Regions from separate parts of the Homo sapiens genome. Here region 1 is linked to region 2. A link is a loop called in an ENCODE intact Hi-C map of the cell type or tissue named here. Cell type or tissue: PC-3. All regions are shown on one strand. Links, peaks and the distances in the headings refer to the core of each region. The heading gives the core; the rest is flanking DNA. Region 1 overlaps MPP7 (MAGUK p55 scaffold protein 7). Region 2 overlaps MPP7 (MAGUK p55 scaffold protein 7).

What was found. Peaks named below come from ENCODE experiments on the same cell type or tissue, not always from the same donor. Only the 100,000 strongest peaks of a DNase experiment are listed, where the experiment ranks them.
Region 1: a loop joins it to region 2, with 18 times the contacts of the local background. A loop is called at or near these places in 1 of 110 quality-filtered maps.

Annotation. Positions count from the first base shown.
Region 1 is chr10:28,200,854-28,203,782 of GRCh38, forward strand. MPP7 (MAGUK p55 scaffold protein 7) reads right to left here. Exons shown (of 17, transcript NM_001318170.2): 3 at 1,300-1,418. Among named protein-coding and RNA genes, the nearest start is that of MIR8086, 87 kb to the right of the region's middle. In PC-3, for the core only: no CTCF peak of the experiment used is centred there; a DNase peak (open chromatin) is centred at 1,208; H3K4me3 peaks cover 1,739 bases; H3K27ac peaks cover 2,500 bases.
Region 2 is chr10:28,053,125-28,056,053 of GRCh38, forward strand. It overlaps MPP7 (MAGUK p55 scaffold protein 7), which reads right to left. Exons shown (of 17, transcript NM_001318170.2): 17 at 1-1,120. The coding sequence ends at 941. Among named protein-coding and RNA genes, the nearest start is that of SNORD130, 19 kb to the right of the region's middle. In PC-3, for the core only: no CTCF peak of the experiment used is centred there; a DNase peak (open chromatin) is centred at 1,317; H3K4me3 peaks cover 689 bases; H3K27ac peaks cover 2,498 bases.

The DNA.
Region 1 (2,929 bases), core at 218-2,717, 150 kb after region 2:
GGCATGCTTATTTAATGATTAAAGGATGATGATGACACCTCAAATATATTTTATTCCTGCTATCAAAAGGTCAACTCAATCTAAATAAACCCATAGCTATCCAACTTCCACACAGTCAACTTAAAAATATTTTTATGATTGTATTACCAAGTCATAAACGTCATCAGTTATAATCCCAAGACCATGCCTAATAAATCCCCAGAGGGCAACTATTATTTAGAGCACAAGGATGCCTTGGAAATTACACTGTTATGAAAAAATAAAGAAATGAACAAATAAACATGGTCTTTAAATGTACTGCTAGGGAAATGCCACATATCAACACTTCCATTTCTTAAGAATTGTCACTGCTGCAAGTACACAAATTTCAGTAAATTTGACAAAAGAAATATAGGAATTCTGTTCTGAAAAGCAATTGCAACTCAGAAATTGCTCATTTTCTAATACTCTATATCAATTAAAAGCCTCTTATCATGACAGGCAGCCATAACAAAGTTAGCTGAATTTAAAAATATAGGTCCAGTTATCATTGAGGCACTGGTTTCTACCTCCTCATAAACTCCAGAAAGACTCTAAATTTCTTTCAGCTTGAGTTAGATGAGAGAAAATGCAATTCATATTTCCAGAAGCACAAGTGGCATATTTTCCAGTAAGCTTCTTGTTCTCATTTTACTATTTTAGGAGTTCTGATCACTCCCAATGTTGCTGTATGGCCAGACCCGATTTCTGCTGGCTGATCATTTTCATGGCATGATGCTTTACTAAAACTGTCTCCAAAAACTGTTTTTACTCACATTCGGCTTCAGTGTATTTATATACAAAATACCACTTCAATGGAGTTCTGCCAATAAAAGGAACAGCTTACTAGAATTTCAGTTGACTTTGTTAAAGGAAATTATTTTAAATTAATGTGGCTACTGAACTGCTGCCATCCTTGACCTCAGAAAATAGATTCCTTCTAATTTTTGCTGTGAACATTTATTTAAGTTAAATTCCAGCTCATGAATGTTGACCGTAAAAGAGTCTAAACCTTCCTGCTACTATTTCATATTCTTTCTCTAAACAAGGGGGTGACCACATGGTTGCTACATTAGTATACAGAGCCAGCTCACCACCATTAAGTGAAATCATCTATGTATTTTTGGTAGAATCTTTAACAACTTCCACGCCCGTCGGTGAATGGAACAAGGCTGTTTTGTTTTCAGAGAGCAACAATTTGATCTCTGGTTTACTTGGTGGTGCCCCAAATATTTTTCCATATGCTTTTCGCAAAGAGAATCTGACATCAGCATGGTTTACCTTTACCAATGAATGCAGGCTTTTTTCACCAAACATATCCCAGAGGAAGGTCAGGTCTTCCTGGCTATCCACATGTGGCTGCAGCTGGGCTGGCAGAGCAGCCAACAGCTCATACAGACCTATAAAATGAAAATAAAACACAAAGTGTAATCTTAGAGTGATCTCATTAATTTCGCCTAAGGTGTGTGTAAATGACAGCTGGAACATGCCAATTTTACTGGATTTGTATTCCGGGCCATCAAGCTAAACACTTCTCCAAAGAACCAAAGGGGAATTTTCTGGCTTTTAAATTCCAAAGCAGTGGTATGTATTAACAGACTCATTTTTACCTCTCACAGTTGTCAACATTCTACAGCCCTCCAAGTTTACATAATCCGAGACAGAAAATGTGTACAGGTTTTCAGAAAAAGAAGAAAACGCATACATTCCTTTCCTTAATCATTATTACATTTCCCTCAATCTGAGCCAAAGAGTGAAATGAGTTATGAATAGGAAAAACTTCCTTAGAAGAACAGAGAATTGATAGGGTGGCCCATTAAAAGGGTTTTGTAGTGTCCAAATAGTTCCTAATAACATATAGTTTCAAAAATACTTGCATTATCTAACATCCAAAAGAAAGTCCTACAAAGTACGGGAAAAGAAATCATAAATGGTTCTACATTACTATAGTCAACTATCAAAAAAAAAAAAGCTACGTAGAACTTAGTTTAAAATTGGGGGATGTAAAGCTTATGTAATACCCTCTGAAAGAGTTAAAGTAACAGATGCGGGTTACTCGTGGCGTCCTCACTAGCCACTTCCTAGGGGCAGACAGTAGTGCAGTGTTCCACGGTAGCGTACTACATAAACCATCCATCTCCATCACAGCCCGTCACACTCCTGTCCAAGAAATGTTGCAACAGTGCCTGCCCGAGACTCTTTAGGGAGGTGACCTGGCAGGAGTCAATATCAACTCATAGCACATGTTTCATTTTCCAGTGGGATTACATGAGGTAAAAAGGACAAAATTCCTTTTATTTCTTGTCTGCTGTCTACAAAAACACCAAGACCTCCTGGGACCTACAACACATGGGACTGTTGTTATTTTTGGTCTGAATAAGTGCTGCTGTTCATCACAGGGACAGCTTTACAAGAGATTTAACTAGCAAAGAATAGTAAATTATGGGCTGATGATTCGTATATCTATTATCTTCCTGAAGCATACTAATTCTGCTTATCAGTGATAACTTACAACCAAAGGCATTAGGTACCATATTGAAAATTAAGATACATAACTTGGGAGATCTGATTAAATTGAAACATTTCTGGGGCCTTATTTGGCCAAAAAAAGCTAAAACAGTCTTTAAAAAAAAAAAAAAAAAAAACCTTCTCTCAATTACATTCTGAAGTATTCTTGGTATTTTACATCTATTCCCTTAAAATCCTGGCATTCTGCCTACACCAGCTCTTATTTACAGTTTAGTAAAATTATTTGTAAGGTATCTCAGCCTAACTCAATCTATAATAATACAGGTTTCATTATATATATGAAAGTAATCAACAATGGCCAAGATCAGTGGTTAAGGTCGGAAGTCAAAATGTGAAATTATGTAAAGAAAGGGTGAAATTTCATTATTTTATTATTGATTTG
Region 2 (2,929 bases), core at 283-2,782:
TGCACATAGATGAAAAATAATCTTTAATTGTATCAGTAATATGTAAAACAGGTTTTACATGTTTTAGAATAGAAATCCTTCTTCTAATTTATTGGAAAAATCCAAAACCAGCTAAAATAACATTTTGGGTGACTTCATAAATTGTCTTCTGAGGAATTACAAATAAAAATATCCTTTGTAATCATTTCTTGCCACAAGGCTACCATTCTTACTTATATTAATCCCAAAGGAAAGGCTTTTCGTTACATATATAATAACTGTTAAAAGTCTACTTTCCCTTATTAAATGTTGTTGAGTCACTGACAGGTACTCAAAAGGACTTCTCAAGCTATATTATGAAGGCCATTCACTCAAGGTAAAATTTCAGTTACTCCTTTAAGAATTATTTTAAAATGCACACACTGTGAACGTATTGCGAATATGTAAGAAAGTCTACACTTTTTGAATAGTAAGAGGACACCTTACTGCCTGCCCGGCTAAATCTGTGATGATCCACCCAGAAACAGCAGAGCTCACCTGTCTGTCTGGAGCTGCTCATGGCTGCTGAATTGATACCTTCAACAGCTAACATTCAAACTCGACAGCAGCAGCCACACCTGAGACCAGCAGAAGCGCTGAACTCCCATACATACTAAGCCTCTAGCTAAGTCTCTCTGAAAATTTCAGCCTCATCTTGGAGATAGAGCGGTATTGAAGACAACGAGAAGGTTTGAGGTTTTGCTTAGAATACAGTACTGTGCATATTTTGATTTCGGATCTTATACTAACACATGGCGTTTGAAATAAGGCTGTAAAAAGATACAAACAAAACCAGCATTCAACTTGAACCAAGATTGTACATCTATGACAGTGATATAGATTTAAAAACCCTACTACCAAAACTGTAATTGATTTCATCATGCACTCTATAGAAAAAGACAATTATGGAAATTTCTCTTAGTTATGAATGTAACCAGCTCACTGGCACCCAATGGGTCTCTGTCTCTAATTTGTCAAAAGTTGTTTTGAGCTCATTGAATGCCACAGTGAGGTCATCATTTATTATAATTTTGTCAAAAAGATGACCATATTGACTTTCCATTATCTGTGCAGATTTAATCATTTCTTGAAAATCTTCTTCCTACAAAAGGAAGTATTAAAAAAATAATTGGTTAACCAGGCCATTACCTCACTTCATATCAATGCAAACATTCTACAATTGGTTTACCTAATGCTGTTCTGTGTTCAGTCTTTCCCCTCAGCCAGAAATAAAAGTCATCCTCTTTAACCACAAGTGCTTCAGAAGCCATAATTTCTAATACTATTTCTATGATTTGCTTGTAACAAAAAACTACTCTGGCAAGAGTCAAAACTCCTGCCTTAACTGAATTGCAGGATAATGAGTCACTAGTCATCATTATGGGGAAATGTCAGTATTAAAATAGCTATTGGAGAAAAGAATTGTTTACTCTGATGTTTTGGCTGCATTATTTATGCTTATTCATAGGAAGGAATTTATAATATAAACTCCTTTTTCAGAGTTGGACAAATTTGTAAAAGGATGATTACCATGTTTTTTGTTTTTTGTTTTGAGATAGAGTCTCACTCTGTCACCCAGGTTGGGGTGCAGTGGTGCAATCCTGGCTCACCGCAACCTCTGCCTCCGGGGTCCTAGCAATTCTCCTGCCTCAGCCTCCCGAGTAGCTGGAATTACAGGAGCGTGCCGCCACACCTGGCTAATTTTTGTATTTTTAGTACAGATGGATTTTCTCCATGTTCACCAGGCTGGTCTGGAACTCCTGACCTCAAGTGATCCCCACCTGCCTCGGCCTCCCAAAGTGCTGGGATTACAGGCATGAGCCACCACGCCCGGCTGATTACCACGTTCCTTCGATGTCTCATTAAAAGTGTTTCAGGAGCCTTCGTGTCTCACATTTTTAAAGCCAGGAAGTATTTTAGTTGGCTATATAACATAAATGTAAGAGAGCCAAATCCTAAGAATATGTGATCCTTTCTTATCTTCGTTGAGAAACCTTTAAAATGTCTAAATAGTACAATAAATCTTTATGTTGCAACATGCTGAAATAATTTGAGTCTGCATTTCATTGTCACATAAGATTTCACAATAACAGAAAATTTAATTTTAGTGTTGATCAAGAGCCTGAGTAACTAACATTGTATGACAGTACCTACTCAGAACGGATATGTACTGTTGGCATGTAAAAAAAGGTATTTATCAAATATACTGGGAATCAGAAATGTGATCTGTATTTTGTAACCACAATGAACAGTTCATAAATTAATATAAACTAAAGTTAATGATGAGCTAATTAAGAGGGGCAAGAAAAAAATAAGCTCTTCACATTTAATTTCTTTGCTTTTGATTTTTGGTCCAAAGGTAGAATATATTAAGATTAAGAAGAAAAACAATAAAAGGTCTTGCCAGAACCCATAATAGTCATGAATATACCACAATCATCATTTCCAATAACACTCATAGAAAATACAAATATTATTGCTGAATAATATTGGTCTACTTATCCTATACCCAAAATAGTGATTTTCTTTTGCTGTGCTAAATATAATTGTTGACACAAGGAGACAAGCAAGGCACATTATTAAATTTTTCATTTGGACTCTTAATGAGTAACAGTTACTGATGGTATTTTTAGCTTTAAAAATAAGGCTGCTCTGAAAATTAATTGGTCTAGATTTTATACAAATGTTCAGCCTACAATAGTATGAAATGTTCACATAATAGTATACAAAATAGTTTTGAGTCAATTGAATATGAAGATCCATTCACCAAAGCACAAGAAGTGTAACTGTTCAAAAGGTATGTACCTAAATACAATTCTTTCACTGATTTTTGTATCTATTATACTCTTCCCAAGTACATGCAGCTGTATATATGTTTTCATATATACAACTGTATCTTACATCTTATCTA